Regions from separate parts of the Homo sapiens genome. Here all the other regions are linked to region 2. Evidence: chromatin loops called from intact Hi-C (ENCODE). Cell type or tissue: OCI-LY7. All regions are shown on one strand. Each heading gives the region's core, and the rest is flanking DNA. Links, peaks and the distances in the headings are about the cores only. Region 1 has its middle 360 kb from the start of ZWINT. Region 2 has its middle 270 kb from the start of ZWINT. Region 3 has its middle 460 kb from the start of ZWINT.

Region 1 (11,028 bases), core at 4,651-8,650, 87 kb after region 2:
TTTGTAAATAAAGTTTACTGGAACACTGCCACATCCATTTATATTTACGTATTCTCTATGACTTCTTTAGTTCTATAAAAACTAAGACAAGTAGTTGTAATGAAGACCTTATCGCCCACAAAATAAAAAATACTTACTAACTCGCCCTTTTTCAAAAAAAACTTGCCAACTCCTGCTATAGGATAAAATTATAATGGCAATTTGAAAGGCTCTGGAGCAGGACCACAGATTTTCCTTTTAATACAGATTATTTTTTAGGAATACCCCTTAGATCACACCAAGGGACAAGATAAAATATTGTTGCTTTGGTCCAAGAGCCACTCTCAAATTTGCAAGATTGAGATGCAGTTATTCAAATCAAAGTCAAAGATAAACAATATTTGCATACAGAGAAATATATAACCTATTTGTATTGACTTTACTTCTGGGATCACATGACCAACACACTCTCCGTTTAAATTTATTTATTAAATCTATAATATAAGACTTCTGACAACTTGTAGGAAACTGATTAAACTTTTAAGAGAGGGAAATGCGATGCTAAAGGGTAAGGTTCAGTCTCCTCTTTCTACTTATCAGGAAGCATTGCAACATATCATATTTAGCTAACCCCAAATAAGCCTGCTCACTCTGTGTACCATTCATCAGAAGGAGAACTGAGACAATCAACAGGGATGGATTAGTGCAGACACATCAGTACTCATGAGTCTAGATTAGTAACATAATTCTCACGCATGAAAGAGCACATTTATGCAGAGACAGCTAAATTATTAAGTTTCAATTCTACATGTTTCAAAACAGTCCTTTAAAAATAATTGCTGTCATTACTATAGTAGTATTTCAGAATAATCATGAGGCTGTTGATTTATATTCTCACTTTTAAAATTCCATCAGCCATTTCCCTAAAGTAAAAAGATTTCACTGGCTTAACTCTCCAAAGATATACATCACATTTATATTTTATAGTACTTGAATTTTTTTTTATTATACTTTAAGTTTTAGGGTACATGTGCACATGGTGCAGGTTAGTTACATATGTATACATGAGCCATGCTGGTGCGCTGCACCCACTAACTCGTCATCTAGCATTAGGTATATCTCCCGATGCTATCCCTCCCCCTCCCCCCACCCCACAACAGTCCCCAGAGTGTGATATCCCCCTTCCCGTGTCCATGTGATCTCGTTGTTCAATTCCCACTTATGAGTGAGAATATGCGGTGTTTGGTTTTTTGTTCTTGCGATAGTTTACTGAGAATGATGATTTCCAATTTCATCCATGTCCCTACAAAGGACATGAACTCATCATTTTTTATGGCTGCATAGTATTCCATGGTGTATATGTGCCACATTTGAATATTTTTTCACTGAATTAAATTTTTGAGAAATAAAGTACAAATTTGAGTTTATGTTAATGAATTTAGTGATGAATTACTCTTTGTCTCATTTGGAATTTTGTATTGGCAAAATGACTGCTAGGAATCTAAGACATCGCCATATTCTAATTTGATATATATTTTCCAGGTATTTTTATTAGTACTTATGATAAAGAGTAAAGAGTATTTTTTCATAAAATTTTGAGGTTACAATATTTGTATTTACACAGGAAAATATTTTTGACACTAAATATTAGCTGAGCATTAAGTTTTTCAAATTTATCACTTAAGCAAGGTACAACAAGGTTTTTTATAATACCAGAAGGATGACTATTATTTGCAGTATTTATATGCGTATTTTTTGTGCACCATTATAAGATTCAACAAATCTATTACAAACATAGATTCCAGGAACTTTAACCTTTCAGCTGATTTTTTTTTCAATAAGCACACCAGTAGTGTCATCAGGTAAAATACAAGAGATTCAACTAAATTTAAATTACAAATAAACAACATGTAAATATTTAGTATAAATATGCCCCAAATATTATGTTACATATTTACACTGAAAAAAAAGAAAAACAGAAAAAAAAAAAAACCTGTTCATAAAAAATCCAGTTTTATTTTGGCTTAAAACGAGAAATTTATCCTATTGCTTGCTAGTTAGAAGTTTTTAGTTTAAAATCAAGGTGTCAGCAAGGCTATGTTCCTCTCTGGAAGCTCTAGAAAATAATTTATTGTCTTGAGGTTTCCACCTTCTAAAAGTCATCCATAGGCCTTGGCTTATGGCCTTCTTTCTGAATCTTAAAACCAGACAAGTTGCATCTCTTCAACCTCTTGTATTCAACTCTTCCTCTGACTACAGCCACAAAAGGCTCTCTGATTTTAAGGACCCAGTGAGTTTAGCTCGAGCCTACCCATATAATCCAGAATAACTCTCTTATCCCTAGGTACTTAATTGATTCACATATGCAAAGTCCCTTTTTGATGTAAGTTACCATGTCCACAGATTCCTGGAATTCAGATTTGAACATCTTTGAGGGATCAGTACTCTGCTTCCAACAATGGTTTGCAAAAGATCCAGGCTAAACCTGAAGCTAAAAAACACTGCTCTAGACAATTCATTTTTCTCAGCCATGGATACATACTAGAATCCCCTGGGAAGCACCAAACAAAAACACCATCCTAGACCAACTGAATCAGTATCAGAGGGTGCAAGGCCCAGCATCTGCAATTTTTTAAGTCTCCCAAGTTGATCTCAACTAGTGTAGGGCAAGGGTTGGCAATGTATGGCCTGCAGACTAAATTTGGCTAGCATACTGTTTGTATGGTTTTGTTTAACTTTTTATTATAAATTTGTATAGTTACAAATTTTACATCATGAAATTTATTCTCAAAGTGTTTAATTTAGTGGTCTTTTATAATATTTAGAATTTGTGCCAGTGTCTCCACTAGTTAATTCCATCACACTTTTATCATTCCAAAGAGAAACTTTGTACCGATTAGCAGTCACTACCCATGTCTTCTCTACCATCACCCCTTGGCAACTACTTACTAGCTTTCTGTCTTTACAGATTTGCCCATTCTCGATATTTTATGTAAATAGGATCATGCAATATATGACCTATGTGTTGGCTTCTTTTGCTTAGCATAACTTTCACCTATTTTGTATCATGAATCAGAATTTCATTCCTTTCTGTGACTGAATGAAATTCAAATTTAACTGGGCTTCTTGTACTTTTATTTATTAAATCTAGTAACTCTACACACTAGTGTAATTTTAGTATAAAAATAGACAGGCTTGATCTTCGCTAAAGCAATAAAATTCTAAGTGCTTCCTAATTTTACCTCTGCATTCTTTTTAACATTCCAGTAAGGTCCGTAATTGTCTATCAGACTGTGAGGCTGTTTACCGCAACATTTATAGCAGTATATCAGATATCTTGTCTGTCTCTAGACATCTAATTTTCCCTTCATTCTTCCTTAGAAAATCCCCAATTTTTATTTGTAAACGTAGTCATACAGGATTTAAAAACTTCATGCCACAGGCTTCTAATCAAACAGTGTGGCATTCTGACTAAGTTCTAGTCAAAGGGATACAAGCAGAGGTATCTTGTTTTGCTTATGGGAACTATCTTTAATGGGACAGGATATGTGTCTTCGTTTTTCCTTCATTTTTTATGCTGACTCAAATGTGGTGTCATGGCTAAAATTTGAGCAGCCACCTTAGGTCATAAGGAAAAAACTCATGAGAAAATATTTAAGGAACACTTATTCCCAATGGTAACAGTGACTACATACACTCCTGGACTGCTTACTTCCAGATTCTATTTTGGCAAGAAAAAAAAACTTCTTCTGTCTTATTTAGTTTTTATTATTTGAGTTTTCAATTACTTACAGCTGAACATAATCTTTACTGTTATGGACGATAAAGTGCACATGCACACACACACACACACACACACACACACACACACACACACACTAAGCCATACACAAAGAAGTAGCTTTTAATAGTTAAAATCTTACTTTGATGTATGAACACCATGAGTTACTGTAATTACTTTTTGTATACAAATCTATAAATGATATATATTCACTTACATGTTTTTATTTTTAATCTGATTAAATTTCAGACAGAAAAGTTCCAAGAATCTCATAAGTAATTACAGAATATTAACATTACTCAGATATAACATTTTTCTATAGTACAGTTTTCCTATAAGTACATTTCAGTCTTATGTCTTTGTGCCTCTTTTTCTTAGTACTTTAGTGCATATTTCTTTAAAACAAACAGCAAAAAAAAACACCTTTATCTCAAATTCCCAAAATAAGATTTTGAAAACAAGAAAATTAACATTAATAAAACACTATTTTCTAATTTACAGATTTTATTCAAATATCATCATCTGTCCCAATAATATTATTTATGACAAAATAAAATCTTGCAAAGGCATTATATTCATATGCCATGTCTTTATCCTTTTTTTAATACAGAATGTTGTTGCTGCAATTATTTTTCTTTCAAGATGTTGATGCTTTGGAAGAGTCCAGGCCATTATTTTGTGGAAATAGTGGGTTTCTAAAAGCAGATTTGGCCTGTTCCAAGTCTGGGATAATTTCAATATCAAAATAATTATAGTAAAGGATTAAGACCCATGGAATAAAATAGGAATCCCAGAGCCCACACTGATGTAGATGGTAAATAAATAACAACACTGGTTTTAAATTCTGATTCTTCACAATGAAGAAAATGGTAAAAATTTTAAATCATGTGCGAGAGAGACTATTTTCTGAGTTCTATCAGATGTGATATCTCTTCTTCTTTGCTTGTGTAAGTTATTCTGATTGCTTTAGTGGCTCACTCTCTCCCTGGTCCACTACAATCAGCAGTGAAAATAATTTTTTTAATGAAAGGACTATATGAATTAGAGTTTCTATCTGTTTCTCAAAACTCAGATATTAAACACATATTCCAGAACCACTAAGTTTATTTCATGGTCCTAATCCCCCAGTAGGATTCTGAAATGTCTGTCACTAAGTGTATATTTGAGAATGATTTCTTGCTCCATGTTAATAAGCTTTCTGCTAACTGCCATCTTTAATACACCTATTGCTGTTTCTGAAAGCAGCCTGACCTCTGTTGCATGCTATAAAAGTGAGAAAAAAGTTTTAAAGAGTAGGGAAAATTGACTGATATATTGATTCAAAAGGTAAACAATTCCTTCCTGGGAAGAATATGAATGGCATTTGATTTTCTCTACAAGAGGAAAAAAGATTCCTCCTGCTATACTGTTTATCGATTATATATACACTCTCATGTGAGTTACATAATTTTTTACTAACAGTAATATGTGATCTTCTCCTAGAACTCAAAATTAATCATCAATTGTGTTAGATTCTTATTGCTGCTGAAAAATAAATTACCACAAATTCCATATTTTAAAACAGCACAAATTTATTTTCTTATTGCTTTGGAGGTCAAAAGTGGGAAATGAATATTATAGGGCTCAAATCAAGGTGCTGGCAAGGCTGCTTTCCTCTAGAGGCTCTAGGAGAGAAATCATTTCTTTCCTTTTCCATCTTCTAGAAGCTGCCCACATTCCTTGGTTCATGGCTCACATCTAGCAGTCGTATCACTCCAACCAACCACTTCTTTTGTAGTCACATCTTTGACCCCTCTATCTCCCTCGTTCCTTTATAAGGACCCTTGTTATTACACTGGGCCTACCCAGTTAATTCAGGAATATTTTCCCCTTTCAAAGTCCTTAACATAATCATATCTGCAAACCCCTTTTGCCATATAAGGTAACATATTCATCAGTTCCAGGGAGTCAAGATTTGAGAGCTATTATTCTCCCTAATGTACCAATCAAACCCAAATCCAAAGATTCTCCTGGCAGTGGACTACAATAAAATACAAAAACGTGAATGGATGAATGTTATGCACATCATTATATGACAGATTCTCTCAAGTTATAATTTCTTTTTTATTCAGTGCTTTCACTTTAGTAAATGCTGAATTTTGTGATGATGACGATGAAGTAAAAGCAGAAGCAGCAGAAGAAATTAAGTATGTGATCTACAGATAAACAGTCATAAGTAAACCTTTTATTTTTATCCTGGAATGATTTTGAAGTTAACCTGTCCATGTTATTCTTTTCTGTTACATTACACAAGTCACTATATTAACATGTCAATAAAGGATCCGAAATGGATTTACTAGTACCATAACAAATTTGATCCAATTAAAATATATTTCTTCTAAATTTTTGAAATTCAAACTACATAAATTTCAGCCACTCTCTGACCTTTAGCAAAATGTTCTATACTCACAACATCTTTCTCAGCTGGCAAGAAGCAAGCTCATATATTTCACCACTGGAGAAACTGAAACACATTTAAAGAGAAAAATAGCTTATTTTGGTTGCTGACAGAGTCAGAAATACACCAGTGTGACATTTTATTGAATTTACTGAAGTACATGTTACCTACAACATGCAGATGGTAGGTTCAAAACATTCTCATCTAAAGTGACAGGAATAGAGTTAAGAAATGCAAAAGTAAACTCTCAAAGTATATCACAGTATTGAGGCAGGCTGACCCAGAAGACACCTTTTCCTCTGGTTCTTGTCTAAGATCAGATGATCTGGAGTTCACTGGCTATGTTTTTTCGCTCTCCTATATATCAAGTTAATAAGTTTAGTATTGTATCATTTTTCTCTCCCTTAACTGAAGTAATTCTTTTCCAACATAAATAAGACAGGATAGGAATGGAGTTCAGAATCTGAGATGTCAATATCCTGACCACAAGGCCACCTGCCTCAATGCTTTGTGCTCACACTGCCCGAAATAAAAATAAAGATATACTACCTATTGATGTCAGAAGATAATTCAGAGTAGTACACAGACCAATATAGGAGATATTGGTTATTTTCTCTTCGCGTTAAGATCAAGAAACAATTTTATTTGCCTTGCATGCTGTGGAAGATTTTAGGTTTTCCAATTGCCTTTTTAAACTTCAACTATTCTTCTGTGTTTTACCTTTCTTTCTTGGCTGTCTGTACTTAGACATTAAAAACCTGAAACTTTACTACTTTCTAATTACTTAGATGAGTAAGTCAAACTTACCAGACACTCCATGATATTTCTCATATGATTTACATTAAATACAAAACCAAAGTTAAATTTGTGTGTTTGTTTTTCTTATGTTAATTATTCTTAGTTTATAGCAATAGTAATATATCAATAATTTTTAAACTGCTTTATTGAGGTATGATTGAAATACAAAATGATGTAGGTATTTAGTGTATACAACTTGATGTGCTTGGCGATAAATATACATTTGTTAAGCCATCATCACATTCAATGCTATAAACGTATCCATCACTGCTAAAAGGTTCTCTCCAACTCCTTTGGTTTTGCTTGTCTGTTTGTTTTGTTTTTACTTTCACAGTGTAAATCCTTAACATAAAATTTACCCCCTTAGCAAATTATCAAGTAAGCAATATAGAATTTTCAATTATAGGTTCTATGTCATACAATAAATCACTAGAATTTATTTATCTTGCATACCTAATTTACAATTCATTTACTAAGTTTATTTCTCCAAATAACAAAGTCTCCTATTTTTAGGAATTCACTCAGTTCAATTTAAAGAATATTGGTTTAAATGTTAGCATGCACAAGACATTATTCTTTTAACTTAGATATTACCATTAGTGCAACTCAACTGAATACTTCCTATCTGTTCTTAAATATGGTGGAGAATATAGGCGAAAAAGTAAATATAATCATTGACTTAAAATACCTACAACCATGGTAAATTAATAATGTATTCACATGTGAAACTCAAAGTCTTTGTAAGGGTTTTGGACATGTAAAATCTATAAAATTTGGGGCATTCCATGTATTTCTATTTGTATTTCAAGAAACAGGGAAGATCCTGGCTGATACCTGACTTTTTATAATAATTATTAATATTTAGCGTTTACTTTGAGCTGATCTCTAGAAACTCACATGTTGGCCATTAGCTCATTTATTTCTGAGATGAAAATTTATATTCTGATAGCTTTGTCTCTGCTTTTGGCCACCTGCACTCTTTTATGTCCATTCTTCTTCAAAAATAGGAAAATATTAAAGACAGGTGTAATTCTAAAATCCAAATCATTACAAGGAAAACGAGTATCTTTGATAAGAAGGGCTGGAATACATATTCAAAGTATCTTAAGTGGTTGTGTGCTATACCACATAATAAATGGGAAAGAAGTTCACAATCATGCCTCCTTTAACAAGAGGGATGCATTGTGAGAAATATGTTAATAGATGGTATCACTGTTGTGCCTTCATCATACAGTTTATTTTCACAAATCTAGATAGTGTAGACCAGGGGTCCCCAATCCCCAGGCTGCAGATGTCCCTGGCTTGTTACGAATTTGGCTGCACAGCAGGAGGCGAGCCGCCTGCAAGAGAGCATTTCCACCTGAGATCCACCTCCTGTCAGATCAGTGGCAGCATTAGATTCTCACTGGAGTCGGAACCCAGTTGTGAACTGTGCATGCGATGGATTTAGGTTGCATGCTCTTTATGAGAATCCGAATAACGCCTGATGATCTGAGGTGAAGCAGTTTCATCCCAAAACCATTCCCCACACCTCCCATCCATGGAAAAATTGTCTTCCAGAAAAACTGTTCCCTGGTGCCAAAAAGGTTGAGGACTGCTGATATAGATTACTACACACTCAGGCATACACCTATGGTATGCCTTCAAGGCTAATAATGTGTATAGCATATTTCTATATTGAATAATGTAGGCAATTATAACACAAAGATAGTTGTGTATCTAAACATATCTACCAATGGAAAAGGTAGGGTAAAATATGGTATTATACTCTTATGGAACCACTATCATATATTCAGTGTATCATTGACTGAAATGTGATTATGCACTGCATGACTGTAGTTCTCAATACACACACTTGAAAGACACTTTTCTCTCACAATTTTGAAGTTTCACAACCATCTCTTGTGAAAACACTTATGTTTAGGAATGATGAAATGGTCATTTCTCTGAATTCTAAAATTCCAATATATATTTATATCCAACTTGATGGGCAATCAAATATATCAGTCAAACAAACCATGGTCATAAAACTTTTAATTCCTTCACCTAAAATAATTATCTTACCCAACCTAGAGAGCTTCCTCTTTATTTTTTTATTTTTATTTATTTATTTATTTTTTGAGAGGGAGTCTCGCTCTGTCGCTCAGGCTGGAGTGCAGTGGCGCGATCTCGGCTCACTGCAAGCTCAGCCTCCCGGGTTCACGCCATTCTCCTGCCTCAGCCTCCCGAATAGCTGGGACTACAGGCGCCTGCCACTGTGCCCGGCTAATTTTTTTGTATTTTTAGTAGAGACGGGGTTTCACCTCGGCCTCCCAAAGTGCTGGGATTACAGGCTTGAGCCACCGCGCCCGGCCAGAGCTTCCTCTTTAAAAGGCTCTTTGTGTATGTGTTTGCATGTAGGTGTGTTTATGTAAAACAAATTATAACATAAGTTACGCTATTCCCTTCTGTGACAAATGCAAGTGCCAGAATCTCCCAGACTCAACACTTACTGAGATTTCCTTCTACTGAATTAATCAAAACAAGATCTCATGAGTTTTCAAATAGTTTGCACCTGTGCTTTGTTACATGTGATTTTATGTTTATTTGGGAAACAAAAAGACCTAATCAGAGGGAACTGAGAAGCCCATAAAACTGGCTAATTCAGACAAGACAGAGAAACAGTATAGAGGGAAAGTTATTTAAGAATAATCCATAGTTTACATATTTGTATCATTAGAACTAGAAGAGAGTATTAGCAAATTTATCTTATTACTTAGTATTGTGTCACATGGATTGCCACTGTCCCCTCAGATGAAATGTATTAAGAAAGATGAGGCCGGGCACGGTGGCTCACGCCTGTAATCCCAGCACTTTGGGAGGTCGAGGCGGGCGGATCACGAGGTCAGGAGATCTAGACCATCCTGGCTAACACGGTGAAACCCCGTCTCTACTAAAAATACAAAAAATTCGCCAGGCGTGGTGGCGGGCACCTGTAGTCCCAGCTACTCGGGAGGCTGAGGCAGGAGAATGGCGTGAACCCGGGAGGCAGAGCTTTCAGTGAGCTGAGATCGCCACTGCAATCCAGCCTGTGCGACAGAGACTCCGTCTCAAAAAAAACAAAGAAAGATTAATGTCCTGTTCTTATTTTCTAGAAAACTTTTTTTCTGAGAGTCTCTGTAATATATCAGTCTAGTCTGAATCATAATTTAACCAGTAAATCAAATACAGTAAAGCAAAGATGGCCAGGTGAGAGTTTTGTATATTAAGCACTTCGCACACAAGCCTAGAACACAGTAAATGCTTTATGCCTGTTCAAAGTGTGAATGACAAGGACTGAAAGAGGCAAGTTCTGGAGAAATCCAATGCTACAAATACAAGATAGGTATCTGATATATCAAATATTGCTTATAAACAAAAAAGAAGTAAAGAATAGAAATATAATTATTAATGATAGTTGTTTATTAAATACTCCTATCCAGCAACAGTGTGTTACATACAGGATTTCATTAATTCCTCCCTACTGCCCCATGAGTGCATGCTTTCATCTCCATTTAAGAGATGAGAAAACTGAACCATAACAGTTACAAATTTGCCAAATCTCACACAGCTTCCCAGGACGCATGTTGTAATCACTGTGGTATGCCAAACCAGAATAGCAACAAAAGCAAATGCAAATTACCAGGTGGACTGAAATTCACAAAGAACTTGCCATTACTGTAGTGAGTTATAGTTTATGTAGATAACTAAGAAAATTGCCTGATATCTAGTATTGAAGTTATATAAACTTGACCAACCTTCTTCCGGATTAAACTATAATCCTGGGATACTAAAATAGGAAAACAAGAAATAAATATTTAATATAGGTTTTTCTCTGCATTGGTTGAAACAGAAGTAACTTCCCTTCTAATATATGTTCAAAGTATACAAATAGAATAATAGTAATACAGAGCACCATCATTTTAATAAGTATTAGGGTACCTTCCATTACATAACTTAATATTTACCTGGGAGCATAAGGCTTATTCAGTAAGTAATAATTGCCTGATTTAGT
Region 2 (11,028 bases), core at 3,421-7,420:
TTAGCATCTAAGCTTCTTGCAATAGATTCTAAGTCCCACTTGCATTCTCTGAGTGTCCCCATACTTGTGTGGCAGCCCACAAAGGCTGAACAGTAGAGCAACTCAACCCCATATACGTGTTACTGCCCACCCCAGGATTCCCCCGACAGAGGTCCCTTCCTGACTCATTAATTTGGTCTCTTGGATCCTGTTTGTTACACCAATTGTAATAAGAACAACCCAGAAACATATAAAAAATATACCATCCTCCAAACTGGGAGAAAGCCCAGAGACCCAACAACAGCTTGGAAAAGTCCAGTTTGGTGAACAGATGAGTTTTAGGACTTACATACGAGGCACTCCTGGATGGCAGCAGGAGAGCTTCAGAGATCATTACTTGGAGATGATCAGGGTTCAGGCAGGGGACATAAAATCTTAAGTAACCTTAAGTAACCTTGTGGGCGATCTGTCACACTACACAAGCATAGTAAAAACATTGAAGAAAATTAATTCATTTATTTTTACTTTTGATATGTGCACATTCTACCAATAATCTTATACCTCTAACTTTGGATTACAGAGGAGTGAGAAAGGAGTGGAAAAAAAAAAAGAACTGTGTGTGGATCGAGCTGCCTTTCTCCCTTCTGTGTCATTATTTTCAGCATATGTTGGCTAATGCAAGAAATAATATGAATAAGGATGGATATAATAGAATTTCTCAGTCATTCATGTTTCTTAGAACACTAGGATTTTCTTTCTGCATTAAAATAAAATAATGGCTTGTATAGAAAGTGTGGCACATTAGGGCTGTCAGCACCCCCATTTAGTCAGTTATAGATGTAACAGACTGCTATGAAATGAATTTTGTCTTCCCCTCCCCGACATTTGTATATTGAAGCCCTAATCTCTAATGTGATGGCATTTGGGGATGGGGCCTCTGGGAGATAATTTAGGTTTAGGTGAGATCATAAAGGTGAGGCCCGTGTGTTGAGATTAGTGCCTTTATAGGAAAAAAAAAAACCAAGTGCCAGAGATTTCTCTCTGTCTGACATGTGAGGACACATGGGAAGACAGCCGCTGGCAAGGTAAAAAGACAGCCCTCACCAGAATCTCCAACTTCCAGGCTCCAGGACAATGAGAAAATAAGTGTATTGTGTAATCCAATCAGTATTTTATGGTATTTTTTAATGGTACTTTTTATGGCAGCCTGAGCTGACTAGGCTTACCTTGTTTCACTGAACTCCCAAGCATTATGGGTACACCAGGATTCTGTTCTCATGGATCACTGCAAACACTATATGCAAGTGAGCAGCAAGAAACAGTGGATACATATATGGCACTATATTGAACATGTTAACCTTGCTCACATAATGCCCTATTGTCCCAACAAACTTTGATTATAAAACACAAGTTCATAATAAAATTATTAAGAATTTTAAGGTACTGAGTTTAAAGCATTACACCAGTACAGGGACCATCTGAGTGTAGGGCCTTATGTGACTGATGTATGTAGCAATGTAGGTTGCCTGCTTATAAAACAGACCCTGGTTGTAATCACTTGTATATGGAACTGAAGAAGATCATAATCTGTCTTCAAGTAACAACTGATACTAAGCTAGAACATAAATACAATTAACAAATGGCAGGGTAAAAGTTGTCTTATTATAATAAGGATAGAAATTATGGAAACCTTAGGAGGAAGTATCTTTGGAAACATTTTAATAGGGAAGTGTGACAGATTATTCTGAAAAAGATAGAAATATGTACATTGTTTGAGAAAATATTTTAAAAAATATTCTCTACACTTGCCATACTATATGGTGAAATACTGAGATCCACCTTATTGCTAATTAACTATACTTATTACACATTTATTTTTTACCCAGACACCGTCTCTGACTCTAGTCATTAATTGATTTCAATCAACTAAAGATGACCTCAAAATAATAAGATTTTGGGGAAAAAGTCTCAATTCAATATAAGGAACCATTAGGTAAATAAGATATACAGTATAAACGTTCTCTAGGGTGTTTTAATATTCTTCTAAAGCACCAGTTGAGCTGACATGTTATAACAGTACAATATCTATATAAAATCATGTAATGTATTTTTATGCATCCATTTAATACTCACACTCACTTTCTTTCTTTTTCTGCTTCTCTGATAGCAATGTGAACTTTTACTGTTAGAGAGTCATATATTGTCCAGCTTTTTGTTTATGTGCTTCAATACTGTCCTTATTTTAACTTAGGTTCTAAATAAATACCTGTTGATAGAGTGATTTTATTTTGTTTGGTAATATTTGAAGCCTAGTCATATAAACATTAACCAGAATTTTGAAGACAGCTTTATCAATTAAATTAATTGTCCATAATTGTATTTGCATTTGTTAATAACTATATGCTATAGCATTTATGAGATTTTATTTTCTATTGACAAAATTACGGTGACAATAACATCAAAAACAATGACAACAGTAAACACATTACAAATTGCTTTCTGCTGATCATTTGACATAAATTAAATTAGCTGTAATTTATCTAATTAAAAAGATGAAAAAAGCTCAAAGTAAAATAATAGTTTACATGAACAAGAGTTTAGGAATTAATATTTCATGAATATAAGGAAGGGTTGTAACTATTCAATGTTCTGTTAAAACCAAGTGTTATTGCCAGAATGAAGGGTGGGGAAAATAGAGATAAGAAAGCACATGTAATCCCAAACAAATCTAATAAAAAAGGGAAAATTGAAATTAAAAAGCCAGAGATAGAAGGGTCAAACAAGTAGAATTGAACAACTGAGATACAAACCTGGAAAAGAAAAGAAATTTTACAGCTTTTCTGACCCAGCGAAAAGGGAATGATTCAGACCAGAAGCAGGCAGACTTTCAATCAATCTTTTGAGGATCAGCTTAAAAGTGAGAGAAAAAAATCAAAAATAACCTAAAAGTGGAATGATATAACTCATACAAAACTGGTTTCTTTTAATGCACTCAAAACTTTCTTTTCTGTCAATATTCTGTGATAATGGGAATGTTTTCATTCACATTTTCCATTTGGAAAATATTTTTGATCCTTTGTACATATTATTTATTCAGTGATTATGACTGTTCATTTCTTGTCATTGACCATGGGAGTAAAAATAATAGTTATATTTTAAAGGCTCTCCTGAGAACTGAGCCATGTTTTGAACAGAGCTATTTTGCAAGAATAAAAATGTAGTATCTGAAAATAACCCTTCTGTTAACTCTAAATGGTTTGGCAGTGGTTCCAGAAAAATTTGGGCAACTCTCAAAAGATTGTCTTGGACCTTCTGAATACCTGTTATTTTTATGCTGTAACACAATCTCTACCTTCCAGCCTAGAAAAACTCTGCCTACACTGAAATCATTACTGCCTAATAGATCCCACTATTTGAAAGTCAATTTGGTTTTTGAGTGAATTCACTTCAACTCCTAAGTGACTGTACTAATTCAGCACCTCTTCCTCGTCCTCACTGCAGCTCTGGGATCATTTGCCAACAATTGATCAAAAGGACCTGACAACCAAGAGTACCAAAATCCATCTAGTACCTCCCATGACAGATTCTGCCACTTAGCACAGAATTCCACTGATCTTTAATAACAGTACACTACTGTTGCATACAGGTTTTGATTGCCATGTAAATCACCCAATAATAGAAATGTCTGTCTTCAGCACAGTAAAAAACAGAGAACTCCCTGCTTCTGCTTTGGATGTCCAGGAGTTTATTCTCAATATTGCAGCTAGAGTTGTCTTCTTAAAACTGAAAGCCACCCTTCTACTCCCACACCACTCACTTTTATTAAACCCTGAATTCCCATTGTGACCCAAAATATTCTACATGATCTTGTCCTCTGCCACCTTTTTAAAACTATCTCTTCCTCATTTTATGCTTCAATCCATCCAAAGATTGTTTGATGTCCCTTGTACACATGAGCCACACTTTTAGGCTTTGCCCACAGATGGCACAGGTGACCCATAGTCTCATGTTGCTCATCACTTTCACCATGACTCATCTTCTCCATGTGGTCGTTGGTGGTCCCCCAATCTCTAACCTACAACAATTCCTATCCCCTTCCTTTTTTGTGTGTCCACAGTATTTATAACCATATAACATACTGTACATTTTACATCCTTATCTTATCGTCTGCCTTCACCTTCTAGAATATTATTTGCATGAAGGCTAAGATGCCTTCTCTTTTCTGTATAAAGTGTTATTAGCACCTAGAATATGTCTGTATCATAGTAGGCACACAGTAAACATTTGGTGAAAGACTAAATTTAGAGGGATGTTTAAGTCTTTATACATATATTTTAATTCCCCCCAAAAAAAATCTATGTGAGACTACACTATTGACAGTGATCTGAAAATCTGTGATCTTTTCTCATTTAGCAGTTTTGCAAGAGATTTGCTTTGTGGACTTGAGGAAACAACACCCTCAAAGTTGCTAATAGATAATTTAAATTATGTTAAGTAACATTTTTTATTTAATCCATGAGAAATTCCAAATTGAATCTGTTAGAATGTAAGTTATAGCAGGCTAATTAATAAATGGGATAACTATGTTGTCCTTTTTAATAAGAAACAGCACCCCTCCATAGACCAAAAATGAAGACGCTAGAAATTCAGAAACACTAGTCTCCGTTCTAGTTCTGCCATTAAATTTCTATGTGATCTGAGGTGTCTCCTTTAACTTCTCTGTGTCCCATGTTTTCTTATTAGCAATATGAAGAATAATAAGGCTGGCCTACAGTTATTCTTTTAAAGGTGATGGTCAAAAACAGTATAAATGATAAGGGCTTATAAAATAGTGTGTTTTTTTACTTACAATATTATTTGAATTTAAAATAATTTTATTTTATTTTACATGGTATGATAGACAATTTAAAATCATGGAATTTTATCTATTAGTTTTACATAAAGCTCATGGAAATAGTTCAATAATTGGCAAAGTGGCCTGGTTCATATTTTAGCAATGTCTGCGCTGTGAGAGTTTCACACAGAAATCACTCAAGCTTTATAACCATAGCATAATCAGATGTATCTAATACTTATCCCAATAATAGAACTGCCCACTTACTGAATTAATTGAAAAGAATAAAAATGTTAAAACTCAATTTTCAGGCATGTCATTAGGTTTTTTTTTTTTTTTTCCATCAAGGAGTTGCATAGAAACAACCAGATTCACCAGCACTCAAGATGAGACCTTCAGGAAAAATACCTCTAATTAATAAATCAATAAGAGCTGCTGTTACAGAAATGCCAGGGGTTCATTCTAGGTCCTGCTACTCAGTACACACAATGCCAATCACTAAGTCAAAGAGTATCTCTAGATAAGAGGGCTTTAATTGGGTGCTGCAGCTGAGGAGAACAAGAGATCAGTCTCAAGTACGTCTTCTCTAACAACTAAAATGAGAGGTTCATATATCAGGAAAGAAATGTAATTACATGTGGGGAAAACAAGAATTAGGAAGTGGTAAGGAAGAGAGGAGTTGGTCAATAGCAAGCAGGTGGTTGTTTAGGCAGTAAAAACAGGTGAGCCATCTGCTGTCTCATTGTCTAGATGCAGTGATCTGGTAAGTTTCAGTTCCTTGATACTCTCTAGAAGGCCTGATAGGAACTCTAAAAAGACAAATGCAACTTTCTCAAGTTTTAAGACTTGGAAGGTAAATTTCTATGTTTATTCAGAATGAACCATAAACATCAGCTCTATGGGACAACTGGGCTGATTTTACTACCACTTAGCCCCTCGGAAAGGTTTACCTAATAAAGCAGGAACTCAGGCGGAGGGAGAAAATTTCAGAAGTCTGGTACAAACAATGGAAAAAACGGTTGAAAGGGAGAGGCAATTTTGAGTACTTTTGTGTGCGTGTGTCACTCAGATTGTCTTCTGACCCAGTTGATAGTGACTTGTAAAAAAGGCTTGGACACAAGAAGATAAAGGAAAGGTGGTGTCAAAGAACTGTGTCTCTGGGTCTCTATTAAATGGTAGGAAAAGCACATGAAGGGGCCACACCTGATAAAGGAAGATACCTACCTTCTTAGTAACATCACATTTAGAATGGGAGCCTACATTTAGCTCTGCAAAATTCAAGAATAGCAAAGCTCCATGTCATCCTAATATACATGTCAACATATGTGAGGCCAAGCCATCTCAGTAAAAAATTATTCATAGAAAAGGAATGGATTATAGTCTATGAAGAAGTGGCAAGCCACAGGATCTGAGACAAAATGAGAGTCAAAGCCATTTGCCAGCCATATGCATGAGATATTTCAGTTACTCCGTTTAGTCAGGAAGGGAGAATATGATTTTTCTAGCTAATTTTGATTGAGGAAGGTGAGCTAGAGTTATTACAGTTATTATTAGGTTGGCGCAAAAGTAATTGCAGTTTTTGCCATTAGGTTTAATATTAGGCAAAAAAACAAAAACAAAAACAAAAACAAAAACCCTAATGCAAGCAATTTTTTTTTTTTTTTTTTTGAGACGGAGTTTTTGCTCTTGTTGCCCAGGCTGGAGTGCAATGGGGCGATCTCAGCTCACCACAACCTCCGCCTCCCAGGTTCAAGCGATTCTCCTGCCTCAGCCTCCCGAGTAGCTGGGATTACAGGCATGCGCCTCCACGCCTGGCTAATTTTGTATTTTTAGTAGAGATGGGGTTTCTCCACGGGGTTTCTCCATGTTGGCCAGGCTGGTCTCCAACTCCCGACCTCAGGTGATCCGCCCGCCTCGGCCTCCGTAAGTGCTAGGATTACATTCGTGAGCCACCACGCCCGGCCATGCAAACTATTAATATTATTTTAATTCTCTTATAAGGAGGACTGAAAAGGCAAAAAATAAAAATAAAAAAAGAACACTTTGGATCTTATGGGAATATGATGATGACCAGGGAAAAGGGTAAAAGATAGAGGAAAGCAAACTTCTCTTACTTGGTTTGTTCAGTAATTTGTTTATCTTTTATGGAGTATATCAAATCACACTGTGATTTTGATGCTTCATGACTTAAAAATAAGGATCTTACAACAATACTTAAATCAATTTAGCTAGTTTTTTTAACCTTATGCCTTGCATTTAGGATCTGAAAATAAAATGAACTTAGCTAGTTTTAAGTCCTTGTCAGAAGTTTAGTTATACCCTTCAGTTCTCTAAACTAATTATCATAAATCATAAAATACAGCTTTTATCATGCCTGATGATTTAGCATGTATTATGATTAATGTTTGTATGTAGGAAATTATCTCAGCCTTTTAGATGAAACATTTTAGTTTTAGAAACCCATTTCTCAAGCCGTTCTTTTATATTTGTGCTGAAGGACTGCTGCAAACACCCATTTGTATGTTGAAGCCCTAATCCCCCATGTGATAGTATTAAGAGGTGGGGTCTTCTGGAGGTAATTAGGTTTAGATTAAGTCATGAGGATGAGATCCTCGTGATGGGAATAGTGCCCTTATAAGAAGAGCCTGGAGAGCTTGCTCTTGCTCTCTCTCCCTCATGTGAGGATATATCAAGAAGGCAAACATCTACAAGCCAGCAAGATGGCCCTCAACAGAACCCACCATGCTGTCACCCTGATCTTAAACTTCCTAGCCTTCAAAAGTGTGAGGAATAAATTCCTATTGTCTGAGCCACCGAGTTCTATGACATTTTTTTTAAAAAATCATAATTATCTTATTTTATTTTTTTAAGTTCCGGGATACATGTGTAGGATGTGCATGTTTATTACATAGGTAAACGTGTGCTATGATGGTTTGCTGCACCTGTCAACCCATCACCCAGATATTAAGCCCAGGGTGCATTGCTCTTTTCCCTAATGCTCTCTCCCTACCATCCTCCACCAACAGGCCCCAGTAAGTGTTGTTCCCCTCCCCTTGTCCATGTGTTCTCATTGTTCAGCTTCCACTTATAAGTGAGAACATGCGGTGTTTGGTTTTCTGTTCCTGCATTAGTTTGCTGAAAATAATGGCTTCCAGCTTCATCCATGTTCCTGCAAAGGACATGACCTCCTTTCTTTTTATGGCTAAATAGTATTCCATGGTGTATATGTACCACATTTTCTTTATCCAGTCTGTTATTGATAGGTACTTGGGTTGATTCCATGTCTTTGCTGCTGTGAATAGTGCTGCAAGGAACAAACACGTGCATGTAGCTTTTTAATAGAATGATTTATATTCCTTTGAGTATGCACCCAATAATGGGATTACTGGGTCAAATGGTATTTCTGGCTCTAAATCTTTGAGGAATCTTCACCATCTTCCACAATGGTTGAACTAATTTACATTCCCACCAACAAATGTAAAAGTGTTCCTATTTCTCTGCAACCTCACCAACATTTCTTGTTTCTTGACTTTTTAACAATCGCCATTCTGACTGGCATGAGATGGTATCTCATTGTAGTTTTGATTTGCATTTATCTAATGATCAGTGATGTTGAGCTATTTTTTCACGTTTGTTGGCCACATGCATGTCTTTTTTTGAGAAGTGTCTATTCATATCATTTGCCCACTTTTTAATGCGGTTGCTAGTTTTATTCACGTAAATTTGTTTAAGCTCCTTGTAGATTATGGATATGAGCTCTTTGTCAGATGGATAGATTGCAAAAATTTTCTCCCATTCTGTAGGCTGTTTGCTCTGATAGTTTCATTTGCTGTGCAGAAGGCTGTTTAGTTTAATTAGATCCCATTTGTCAATTTTTGCTTTTGTTGCAATTGCTTTTGGTGATTTCATCATAAAGTCTTTGGCCATGCCTATGTCCTGTATGATATTGCCTAGATTCTCTTCTAGGGTTTTTATAGTTTGGGTTTTACATTTAAGTCTTTAATCCATCTTGATTTTTGTATAAGGTGTAAAGAAATGATCTAGTTTTAATTTTATGCATATGGCTAGCCAGTTCCCTCAGCACCATTTATTAAATAGGGAATCCTTTCACCACTGCTTGTTTTTGTCAGGCTCCTAGAAGATCAGATGGTTGTAGATGTGTGGTTTTATTTCTGAGTTCTCTATTCTGTTCCATTGGTCTATGTGCCTGTTTTTGTATCAGTACCATGCTGTTTTGGTTACTGTAGCCTTGTAGTATAGTTTGAAGTCAAGTAGTGTGATAACTCCAGCTTTGTTCTTTTTGCTTAGGATTGTCTTGGTTATGTGAACTCTTTTTTGGTTCCATATGAATTTTAAAATAGTTTTTTTTTTAATTTTTTGAAGAATATCCATGGTAGTTTAATGGGAATAGTATTGAATCTCTAAATTGCTTTGGGCAGTATGGCCATTTTCATAATATTGATTCTTCCTACTCATGAACATGGAATGTTTTTCCATCTGCTAGCGTCCTCTTTGATTTCCTTGAGCAGTGGTTTGTAGTTCTCCTTGAAGAGGTCCTTCACTTTTCTTGTTAATTGTATTCCTAGGTATTTTATTCTATTTGCAGCAATTGTAAATGTGAGTTCATTCATGATTTGGGTTTCTGCTTGTCTGTTGTTGGTGTATAGGAATGCTTGTGATTTTTGCACATTGATTTTGTATCCTGAGACTTTGCTAAAGTTGCTTCTCAGTTTAAAAAGCTTTTGAGGTGAAATGATGGGGTTTTCTAGATATAAGATTAAGTCATCTGCAAACAAAGACAATTTGACTTCCTCTCCTCCTATTTGAATACACTATTTCTTTCTTTCGCCTAATTGCCCTGGCCAGAACTTCCAACACTATGTTGAATATGAGTGGTGAGAGAGGGCATCCTTGTCTTGTGCCAGTTTTCAAGGGGAATGCTTCCAGGTTTTTCCCAGTCAGTATGATATTGGCTGTATGATATTTGTCATAAATGGCTCTTATTATTTTGAGGTACATTCCTTCAATACGTAGTTTATTGACAGTTTTTAACATGAAGGGATGTTGAATTTATATTGAAGGCCTTTTCTGTGTCTTTTGAGATAATCATGTTGTTTTTTTCTTTAATTCTGTTTATGTGATGAATTACATTTATTGATTTATGTACATTGAACTAGCTTTGCGTCCTGGGGATGACGCCAACTTGATCATGGTGGATAAGTTTTTCGATGTGCTGCTGGATTCAGTTTGCCAGTATTTTACTGAGAATTTTTGCATCAATGTTCATCAGGAATATTGGCCTGAAGTTATTTTTTTGCTGTTGTATCTCTAACAGGTTTTGGTATCAGGAAGATGCTGGCCTCATAAAATGAGTTAGGGAAAAGTCTCTCCTTTCCTTTTTTTTAAATTTTATTATTATTATACTTTAAGTTTTAGGGTACATGTGCACCGTGTGCAGGTTTATTACATATGTATACATGTGCCATGTTGGTGTGCTGCACCCATTAACTCATCATTTAGCATTAGGTATATCTCCTAATGCTATTGTTTGGAATAGTTTAGGAGGAAATGATACGAGTTCCCCTTTGTACCTCTGGTAGAATTCAGCTGTAAATCCATCTGGACCTGGGCTGTTTTTGGTTGGTAGGCTATTTATTACTACCTAAATTTCAGCACGTGTTATTGGTTTATTCAGGGATTCAACTTCTTCCTGGATCAGGCTTGGGAGGGCCAGAAATTTATCCATTTCTCCCGGATTTTCTGGCTTATTTGCATAGAGGTGTTTATAGTATTATTTGATGGCAATTTGTATTTCTCTGGCGTCAGTGGTGGTATCCCCCTTATCATTTCTGATTGTCTTTATTTCAGTCTCCTCTCTTTTCTTCATTAGTCTATGTAGCTGTCTATCTATTTTGTTATGTTTTTCAAAAAAAAAAGTTCCTGGATTCATTGATTTTTTGAAGGGTTTTTTGTCTCTTTCTCCTTCAGTTTGGCTCTGAGCTTGGCTATTTCTTCTCTTCTGCTAGCTCTGGGGTTGTTTGCTCTTGGTTCTCTAGTTCTTTTAGTTGTAATGTTAGTGTGTTGATTTCAGAACTTTCTAGCCTTTTGATATGGGCATTTTAGTGCTATAAATTTGCACTGAAAACTGCTTTAGCTGCATCCCAGAGATTCTGACACATTGTCTCTGTATTCCTATTGGTTTCAAAGAACTTCTT
Region 3 (11,028 bases), core at 2,295-6,294, 190 kb after region 2:
ATAAAAAAGTAGTATGTGAAAACAATTGCACTCACAATTTACAACTTAAGTTTGAAATATTCCTAATATAGAAAGTCATACATATACTATGATTATATTGTTACCTTTTAATCATGGGCATTCATTTTTAAACAGAATGTGAATTCATTCCTATATATTTGTGCCTGTGTTTTCTGAATTTCCATATCTTTACACTGAAGTTTGAGACAATTGCTAGTTGATATTAAGTGTAGCAGACATTACTCTGGACCGGCCATATGGAAGTAATCCCAATGATGAGTTGTAACTGACAATCTGAGGTGAAATTTTCCAGGGAATAATTTTTAAAACTGAGGTTTGAAAATTTTCACCTACAAAAAGAGGCTATTTAGTAAGCTAAAATTGATGCTATTACAGGCATATCTGGAGATATTGCAAGTTCAGTTACAGAATACCTCAATAAAGTGAATATCACAATAAACAGAGTCACACAATGTTTTTTGCTTCTCATGGCATATAAAAGTTATATTTACACTATACAGTAGCCTATTAGGTGTGCAATACTATTATGTCTAAAATACAATGTACATACTTTAAAAATATGAAAGAGGTTCAAGAAGGCCGAGTAGATGTAGCTGGAATGTGCATCTTCCATGGACAGGAACCAAAATATCGAGTAAACCTTCACATTCTAACAGATCTTTTGTGAGAGAACACCTAAATTCAATAGAAAGGTGATGGAAGGCACCGTGGTTCAGGAGGGAGAAAGCAGAACTGCCTGCCAGGCCTTGCTGAGCACCAGGACCACCGCTCCAATCTGGATCTGGACCTGGACCCAAGTATGGGATGAATGAAAGAACCCTGAGGATCCACATTTCCACCATGGACCTCTGAGGTTCTCCTACCTGTAAGAGCTCCCACAACCCCTGGGGACCTTTGAACTGTCAGGGGGAGGTGCCTGGAGACCATGCAGAGGCATTGCTCGAATAGGAACACATGGAGCCCAAAAGGTGAATCAAATGTGATTCTGGGTACACACCCAAACGCTCTTCATCCTGCCCTAAGAGGCTTTAGCTCCTGCTCTCTGCCATGCTGGGAAAGAGTAGTGATAAAGGAGTTAAAAAGAAATTATTTAGGCAGTTAGTGAGGTTATGGGAGTCCTCAATATGGTTTTACTTTTAATTAAGAAGCAGCCCCCATATCATTTCTTTCTAACAAAAAGCAGACTGAAAAATCAAGGCCAGGTGCGGTGGCTCACGCCTGTAATCCCAGCACTTTGGGAGGCCGAGGCAGGTGGATCACAAGGTCAGGGGTTTGAGACCTGCTTGACTAACATGGTGAAACCCTGTCTCTACTAAAAATACAAAAAATTAGCTGGGCGTGGTGGCGGGCGCCTGTAATCCCAGCTACTCAGGAAGCTGAGGCAGGAGAATTGCTTGAACTCGGGAGTTGGAGGTTGCAGTGAGCTGAGATCACGCCACTGCACTCCAGCCTGGGCGACAGAGCAAGACTCCGTCTCAAAAAAAAAAAAAAAAAAAAAAAAAAAAGGAAAAAAGAAAAAGCAAGCTGCAAGCATAAATAAGCAAGCTAAAAGCTTGCATTAGTAAACGCCTGTAGCTGTGCCAATAGTAAAGAGATAACTGGAAGCCACGTATATTCAACATGGAGGTTTTCTCTTCCCCTTTCTTTGTCGCCACGTGTGCAGGGGTCATGGTGCCAGCCAGATAGAGACCCCCATCTGCATAATAAAACATTAGAGTGGGATAGCCAGCTTCTTCCTGGTTTTGTAAATGGCACACCTGGTCCAACCAATCCTCTGGGCCTTATGTAAATAAGACACCTCCTCTATAAAACTAACTGTATCCTGATGCAAATGGGGAGAGCTAATCAGAACCCCCCTCCCTCTGCACAGGGGAGCTTTTCTCGCTTTTTCTCTTCTTTCACCTATTAAACTCTCCACTTTTTTTTTTTTTTTTTTTTTTTTTGGAGTTTCATTCTTATTGCCCAGGCTGGATTGAAATGCCGTGGTCTTGGCTCACTGCAACCTCTGCTTCCTGGGTTCAAGCAACTCTCCTGCCTCAGCCTCCTGCGTAGCTGCGAGTACAGGCGTGCTGCTACGCCTGGCTAATTCTTTTTGTATTTTTAGTAAAGATGGGGTTTCACCATGTTGGCCAGGCTGGTCTGGAAGTCCTGACCTCGAGATCCGCCTGCCTCAGCCTCCTAAAGTGCCGGGATTACAGGCCTGAGCCACCTCACCCGGCCCGAACACTCCACTCTTACATCCGCTCCTGGTGTGTCCCTGTCTTCGATTTCCTTAGCACGAGGCAACAAACCTCAGGTTTTTTCCCTGGACAAATGACACTTTTTCAGAAGAGCCTGGGCACACTCACACACCCAAAGACACGCCCCAACACTATTGCCACAGGAAAAAGGTGCACCTGAGCCACATGCCTGCCTGTCCCCCCCAAGACTGCCTGCCTGGTGTCCTGCAGGAGATGATTCACAGCATAGCCTCTATTGCCCTACCTGAGTGTTTTGTTCTCAGGGTTGGAGCAATTTACCACTGTACCACAGGCAGTGCTTGGCACCAAAGGGCCAAAGGACAAATCCACTGGCCTGATTCCAGGTCCACAGGAGTTGAACACGTCACCCAGGTATATGGAGATAAAATCTGTGGCCTGATCTTGATCTGGGGAGGAGCCAGCAGTGACAGAATACAGAGAAATGTGTGATGCAGATTCTGGGGGATGTGGTGCAGGAGCTGGTGCCCCTTTGAGAGGCTGGACCAGGAAGAATGTGGCATAATAGCTGCTTTCTGCCCCAGGGATTATCACAGCCTGGAATGTGTGGAATAGCTTAGCAATCTGGGCACAGGTGGCTTGGGACTAGTTTTGCTGGTTGGGCTTGCTGCCAGGCCCAGACACCAGAGAGAGGCCTGCCATGTTGTGGGAAGTCAGAAACCCTGAACGGAGGGACCAGCTGGAGCCATGGCAGAGGAAACATAAATTGTGAGGATTTCATGGACATTTACCACTTCCCTAATAATACTCTTATAATTTCTTATGCTTGTCTTACTTTAATCTCTTAATCCTGTTATCTTCTTAAGTTGAGAATGTACGTCACCTCAGGACCCTGTGATGTTTGTGTTAACTGTACAAATTGATTGTAAAACATGTGTGTGTGAACAATATGAAATCAGTGAACCTTGAAAATGAACAAAATAACAGCGATTTTAGGGAACAAGGGAAGACAACCATAAGGTCTGAGTGCCTGCGGGGTCGGGCAAAAAGAACCATATTTTTCTTCTGGCAGAGAGCTTATAAGCAGACGTGCAAGTAGGAGAGATATCGCTAAATTCCTTTCCTAGCAAGGAATATAATATTAAGACCCTAGGAAAAGCATTGCATTCCTGGGGAGAGGTCTATAAACAGCCGCTCTGGGAGTGTCTGCCCTATGCAGTTAAGATAAGGACTGAGATACGCCCTGGTCTCCTGCAGTACCCTCAGGCTTACTAGGATTGGGAAACCCAGCCCTGGTAAATTTGAGGTCAGACTGGTTCTCTGCTCTTGAACCCTGTTTTCTGTTAAGATGTTTATCAAGACAATACATGCACGGTTGAACATAGACCCTTATCAGGAGTTTCTGATTTTGCCCTGGTCCTGTTTCCTCAGAAGCATGTGATCTTTGTTCTCCTTTTTGCCCCTTGAAGCATGTGATCTTTGTGACTTACTCCCTATTCGTACACCCCCTCCCCTTTTGAAATCCCTAATAAAAACTTGCTGGTTTTGTGGCTCAGGTGGGCATCACAGACCTACCGATATGTGATGTCACCCCTGGCAGCCCAGCTGTAAAATTCCTCTCTTTGTACTCTTTCTCTTTATTTCTCAGACCAGCCAACACTTAGGGAAAATAGAAAGAACCTATGTTGAAATATTGGGGGTGGGTTCCCCCGATACTGCCAGATCTAGGTTGTGGAAGCTGGGTGGGTCCCAAGGACACCTGCTGGGCTGAAAACCCCAAGCCACCCCTCTTCTCCTAAGAGGCATCTGTGGCTCAAGAGTGATGCCTCGTGCCCCTCCTGGTTGGTTGTCTCTATGGCCTGAGAGTGGCCCCTAAATCCAAGAGAGTATCAGCACTTGCATCAGCTGTCCAGATGCAACCCTGCCCAGCTTTGCCACCTTGGCAGCAGAGCACAGGATGAGATCACTGGAAGCCTAATCCCCTGCCCTTCACCAGAGACACCCCAGTATTTTCCTTGAACAACAAAGGCCAAGTAAAATTTCCACTGCCATCACAGCAACTATTACCCACAACTGCCACCTACTGTCACATAGCATAAACTGCAATATAATTCCTGCTGACAGAAGTGCACAGTGGTGGAAAATGAGCTAAGCCTCCCAAGACTCGACTTCCCCATCTCCCTAGGAGACAATGAGTCTGATCACAGGCACAGCACACCAATATAATAATCTACAAAAAACTAAACAATGCTAACTGTACTAATGAGTACACCAGTCCTACAAGAAATCCTCCAGGAAGTTCTAAATGTGGAGATGAAAAGGCGATACACTCTATTATAAAAGTACATGTAATTAGAGAACTCACAAATCTTATAAAGCATTTAGACAATTAAGAATCCAAGGCAACTTACTAACAATACTATGGCAGTAAAGAAAACTCACATATTCGTATAAACCTTGAATGTTGATGCCCTAAATTCCTCACAAAAAATATATAGTCAAATTGGATTAAAAAAAACATGACCCGGAAAAACATGATCAGGAAATTCATACACCTAAAAGCCCAAAGCCCCCTAAAAGCACAAAGAAAAGCCAAAGGACCCTACTCAACACACACAATAGTCACATCCTCAAGGGGGAAAAATTCTACCCAAATGAAAAGTAAATTCAGAAATAAGAAGTAGCAGCATCTCTAAATAAGAAGAAACCAGCACAAAAAAAAACCATCATCAGAAAGACACAGAATGTTATGACACCCCCAAAGTACCACACTAGCACTGTGGCAATGGATCCTAACTAAAATGAAAACTTTGAAATGACAGATAAAGACTTCAAAATATCAATTGCAAGGAAGTTCAATGAACTCCAAGAATAAGTTGGAAAACCAACACAAGGAAACCAAAAAGAAAAAACAGTTTAGAAGATGAAAGACTATATATATATATATATATATATATATATTTAACAAGAAAAACAGAGCTTTGAGAAATTAGAAATACACTGAAGGAATTTCAAAGCACAGTTGTAAGCATTAAAAACATAAAAACAGACAAAGACAAGCAGAAGACAAAAAATGAAGCTTAAGGACAAGTCTTTTTAATTATCCCAGCCAGAAAAAAAATAAAGAAAAAAGAATTTTTAAAAATGAATAAGGTCTTCAAGAAACATGGGATTATGCAAAGTGACCAAAGATACAACTTATAGGCATTCCTCAGGGAAAAAAAGAAAAAGAAGTTTGGAAAATATATTTGAAAGAATAATTCAGGAAAATTTCCCTAATCTTGCTAATATGTAGATATTATATACAAAAATGTAGAGACACCTGGCAGATATTATACAGGGCAAACATCACTAAGGCCTGTAGTCATCAGACTATCCAAGGCCCAGGTGAAAGAACAAATCTTAAAAGCAGCTAGAGAGAAGTGTCATGTCACCTATAAAGGAAATTCCATCAGATTAATAGCAGACTTCTCAGCAGAAACCATACAAGCCAGAAGAGACTGGGGATCTAACTTTAACCTTCTTAAAGAAAAATAATGACAACGAAAAATTGTATATCCTGCCAAACTAAGCTTCATAAATAAAGGAGAAAGAAAGTATTTCCAAGAGAAGCAGACACTGAGATAATTCATTATGGGTACACCAGTTCTACAAGAAATCCTCAAGGAAGTTCTAAACATGGAGATGAAAAGATGATACACTCTGTTATAAAAGTACATGTAATTAGAGAACTCACAAATTTTATAAAGCAATTAGACAATTGAGAATCCAAGGCAAGTAACTAACAATACTATGGCAGTAAAGAAAACTCACATATTAGTATAAACCTTGAATGTTGATGCCCTAAATTCTTCACATAAAATATATAGATTGTCAAATTGGATTAAAAAAAACATGACCCAACCATCTGTTATCTAAAAAAGACCCACTCCACTTAAAACATCTGTAGGCGCAAATTAAAGTGATAGTAAAGATATATCACATACATGGAAAACAAAAGCAAGCAGGAAAAGCCATTCTTAAATCAGACAAAACAGACTTTAAGCCAACAACAGTTTAAAAAAAAAAGAAAAAGAAGGGCATTACATAATGATAAAGAAATCAGTACAACAAGATTCAACTATCTTAAATATATATATGCACACAACACTGCAGTATTTAGATTTCTAAAACTAATACTACAAGACCTAAGAAAAGAGATTGGCAGCAACACAATAACAGTGGAGGACATCAACACCCCACTGACAACACAAGACAGGTTATCAAGACAGAAGGTCAACAAAGAAACTCTGGAATTAAATTGGACTCTAGACCAAACAGCCAAGGAGTATACATTTTTCTCATTGTGCTTGGAATATTCTCCAAAATTGATCATATGCTTGTCCATAAAGTAAGTCTCAATATATCAAAAAAGTAGATAATATCAAGTATCTTTTAGAACCATAGAGGAATAAAATTAGAAATCAATACCAAGGGGACTCTTAAAACTACACAAGTATATGGACACTAAACAACTTGCTTCTGAATGACTTTTGGATAAACAACAAAATTAAGGCAGAAATCAAAAAAAAGTTTTGAAATAAATGAAAACAGACACATGACATACCAAAACCTCTTGAATACAGCAAAAGTAGTGCTAAGATAAATTTCCACATCAAAAACAGAAAGATTTCAAATTTACAACCTAGCTTTGCACCTCAACAAACTAGAAAAGCAAGAACAAACAAAACCCAAAGCTAACCAAAGAAAAGAAATAACAGAAATCAGAGCAGAACTAAATGAGATTGGGACCAAAAAATAATACAAAAGATCAACAAAATACAAATTTGTTACTTTGAAAAAATAAATAGAACTGATAGAATGCTGGCTAGTTTAGCCAAAAAACAAGAGAGAAGATACAAATCAGCACAATCAGAAATTATAAAGGTGATATTACAACTGATAACACAGAAATATAAAAGGTAATCAGAGGTTACTATGAATATCTCTATGTGCAGAAACCAGAAAGTCTGGAATAAATGGGCAAATTTATGCAAAAATATAACCTCCCTAGACTTAACCAGGAAGAAATAGAAATCTTGAATAGATCAATAATGAGTAATGAAATTGAACCGATCATAGAAAATCTTCCAGCAAAAAAAGTCCACAGCAGACAGATTCAAAGCCACATTTTACCAGATGTACAAAGGAGAGCTAGTACCAATCTTACTGAAACTATTCCAAAAACTGAGGAGGAGGGATTCATCCATTACTCATTCTACAAAACCAGTTTCACTCTGATAACTAATATCATTCAAGGACACAATAGCAACAACAGAAAAATTACTGGCCAATGTTCTTAGTGAACATAGATGCAAAAATCTTCAACAAAATACTAGTAAACAGGATTCAACAGCACATCAAAAAGGTAATTCATCATAATCAGGTGGGTTTTATTTCAAGAATGCAAGGATGGTTCAGCATTTACAAATCAGTAAGTGTGATTCACCATGTAAATAGAATTATAAACAAAATCATATTATTATCTGAATGGACACAGAAAAAGCATTTGGTAAAATCCAACATTTCTTCATAATAAAAACCCTCAACAAACTAGATATTGAAGAAACATACCTCAAAATAGTAAGAGCCATCTATGACAAACCCACAGCCAACATCATGCTGAAGGGTTAACAGTTCAAGGCATTCATTCCCCTTAAGAATTGGAACAAGACAAGGATGTTCACTATGATCACTCCTATTCAACACAGTACTGGAAGTCCTAGAAAGAGCAATCAGACAAGAAAAAAAAATTAAAAAAATATCCAAATTGGAAAAGAGAAAGTCAAATTATTTCTATTTTCTGGTGACATAATCTTATATTTAAAAAACCCTAAAGACTTATCCAAAAGACTCCTCCACTTGAAAAACAACTTTAATAAAGTTTCAAGATGCAAAATCAACATAAAAAATTAGTATCATTTCTGTACATCTGTAGTGTTTAAACTGAAATTCAAATCAAGAACTCAATCCCCTTTACAATAGCCATACAAAAATTAATTACCTAGGTAGGAATAAATTTAACCAAAGAACTGAAATATCTATAAAAGAAGGACCATGAAACACTGATGAAAAAAAATCATAGATGACACAAAAAGTAAAAAATCATCCCATGCTTATGGTTTGAAAGAATCAATATACTCAAAATGACCATACTGCCCAAAGCAACCTACAGATTAAATGCAATTTCTAACTAATTACCAACATCATTCTTTACAGAATTAGAAAAACAACCCTAAAGTTTATGTGAAACCAAGAAAAAATTCCTGAATAAGCAAAGCAATCCTAAGCAAAAGATCAGAGCCAGAGACATTACATTACCTGACTTCAAATTATACTACAAGGTTGTATTAACTAAAACAGCATAGTGCTAGTACAAAAATAGACACATAGATCAATGGAACAGAACACTTAACTCAAAAATAAAGCAACATATCTACAACCAAATGATCTTCAACAAAGTCAACAAAAGTAATGAGTAGGGATAGGGCACCCTATTCAATAAATGATGCTGGGAAAACAAGATAGACCATATGCAGAAGAACAAAACTGTACCCCTACTTCTCCATATATACAACACTCAACTCAACATGAGTTAAAGACTTAAATAAAAGACTTCAAACTATAAAAGTCCTAGAAGAAAATCTAGAAAAAACACTTCTGGATATTGGCCTAGGCAAATAATTTATGACTAAGACCCCAAGGGTAAGTGCAACAAAAATAATAATAGACAAATGAGAATTAATTATACTAAAAAGCTTCTGCAAAGCCAAAGAAATAATCAACAGGGTAAATAGACAACCTACAGAATGAGAAAAATATTTGCAAATTATACCTCTGATAAAGGACTAATATTCTGAATCTATCAGAAAATTAAACAAATCAATAAGAAAAAAAGCATTAAAAGTAGGCAAAAGACATGAACAGCTATTTCTCAAAAGAGGACATATAAGCAGCCAACAAGCATATGAAAAAGTGTTCAACATCATTAATCATCAGATAAATGTAAATTAAAGCCACAATGAGATATCATCTTACACCAATCCAAATAGCTATTATTAAATGTCAAAAAACAACAGATCTTGGGATTCCTGAGTCAAATGTTATTTCTATTTTTAGTTTTTTCATAGATCTCTGTACTTTTTGTTTGTTTGTTTGTTTGTTGGTTGGCTGAGATGCAAACAAAAGGGAATGCTTATATACATAGAAAAGGGAAGGTTAGTTAGTACAAACTCTATGAAAAACAATATGAACAGCACTTTGGGAGACTGAGGCGTGTGGATCATCTGAGGTCAGGAGTTCGAGACCAGCCTGGTCAACATGGTGAAACGCCATCTCTACTAAAAATACAAAAATTAGCCGGGTGTGGTGGTGGTTGCCTGTAGTCCCAGCTACTTGGGAGGCTGAGGTAGGAGAATTGCTTGAACCTGGGAGGCAGAGGTTGCAGTGAGTTGAGATCATACCACTACACTCCAGCCTGAGCAACAGGGTGAGACTCTGTCTCAAAAAAAAACAACGAAAACAAACAAACAAACAAACAAAAAATACAGAGATCTATGAAAAAACTAAAAATAGAAATACCATTTGACTCAGGAATCCCAATACTGGGCATCTACTAAAAGGAAAATAAATCATTATATTAAAAAGACTTCTGCACTCATATATTTATTGCAGCACTATTCACAATAGCAAAGTCTTGGAATAAACCTATGTTTCAATCAATGGTGGACTGGATAAAGAAAATGAAGTGTATATACAAAAATTAGCTGGGCGTGGTGGCAGGTGCCTGTAGTCCCAGCTATTCAGGAAGCTAAGACAGGAGAATTGCTTCAACCTGGGAGGCTGAGGTTGCAGTGAGCTGAGATCATGCCACTGCACTCCAGCCTGGGCAACAGAGCAAGACTCCATCTCAAAAGAAAAAAAAGGAAATAATAAACACTAGCAACTTAAAAGTGAGAGGGTGAGAGGGAGGTAAGGGTTGAGAATTACCTATTGGGTACAATGTTCACTATTTGGGCGATGGATATACTAGAAGCTCAAACCTCACCATTATGCTGTATATTCATGTAACAAGCCTACAATGTACCCCCTTAATCTAAATTTTTTAAAAAGAGATAAATAATAAAAATAAATTATTACTAAAAGTGCTAACAGTCATCTGAGTCTTAAGCAAGTCATAATCTTTTTGCTAATGATAGATCTTGAATCACTGTTGATGACTGCTGGCTGATCAGCAGGGTGGTGGCTGAAGGTTGGGATTGCTATGATAACTTTTTTAAAAAAGAAAACAATGCAGTTTGCTGCATTGATTGACTCTTCATTTCACCAAAGATTTATTTCTAGCATGTAATGCTGTTTGACAGCATTTTATCGGCAGTTAAACTTCTTTCAAAATTGGAGTCAATTATCTCAAATTTTGTTGCCGCTTTATCAACTAAATTTATATAATATTCTAAATCCTTTGTTTTCATGTCAATGATTTTTACAGCATCTTCACTAGGAGTAGATTCCAACTCAAGAAATTCCTTTTGTTCATTTATAGGAAGCAGCTCCTCATCTGTTCAACTTGTATCATGAGATTGCAGCAACTCAGTCACATCTTTAGGCTCCACACCTACTTCTTCCTATTTCCACCATATTGGCAGTAAATTTCTCCACTGAAATCTCGATCTTCCAAACTCATTCAGGAGGATTGGAATTAACTTCTTTTTAACTTCTACTAGTGTTTATATTTTGATCTCTTCCCACGAATTATGCATGTTCTTAGTGG

What was found. Hi-C counts contacts between places; a loop is a spot of excess contacts. Peaks named below come from ENCODE experiments on the same cell type or tissue, not always from the same donor. Only the 100,000 strongest peaks of a DNase experiment are listed, where the experiment ranks them.
Region 1: it touches region 2 in a loop (4-fold over the local background); 1 of 110 quality-filtered maps calls a loop at or near these places.
Region 3: it touches region 2 in a loop (8-fold over the local background); 1 of 110 quality-filtered maps calls a loop at or near these places.

The regions. Positions count from the first base shown.
Region 1 is chr10:56,714,797-56,725,824 of GRCh38, forward strand. No RefSeq gene overlaps it. Among named protein-coding and RNA genes, the nearest start is that of ZWINT, 360 kb to the left of the region's middle. In OCI-LY7, for the core only: no CTCF peak of the experiment used is centred there; no DNase peak of the experiment used is centred there.
Region 2 is chr10:56,628,751-56,639,778 of GRCh38, forward strand. No RefSeq gene overlaps it. Among named protein-coding and RNA genes, the nearest start is that of ZWINT, 270 kb to the left of the region's middle. In OCI-LY7, for the core only: CTCF peaks have their summits at 3,942 (motif pointing right) and 4,142; DNase peaks (open chromatin) are centred at 3,961, 5,531 and 6,221; H3K4me3 peaks cover 819 bases; H3K27ac peaks cover 4,000 bases.
Region 3 is chr10:56,819,782-56,830,809 of GRCh38, forward strand. No RefSeq gene overlaps it. Among named protein-coding and RNA genes, the nearest start is that of ZWINT, 460 kb to the left of the region's middle. In OCI-LY7, for the core only: CTCF peaks have their summits at 4,299 (motif pointing left) and 4,499; DNase peaks (open chromatin) are centred at 3,420 and 4,290.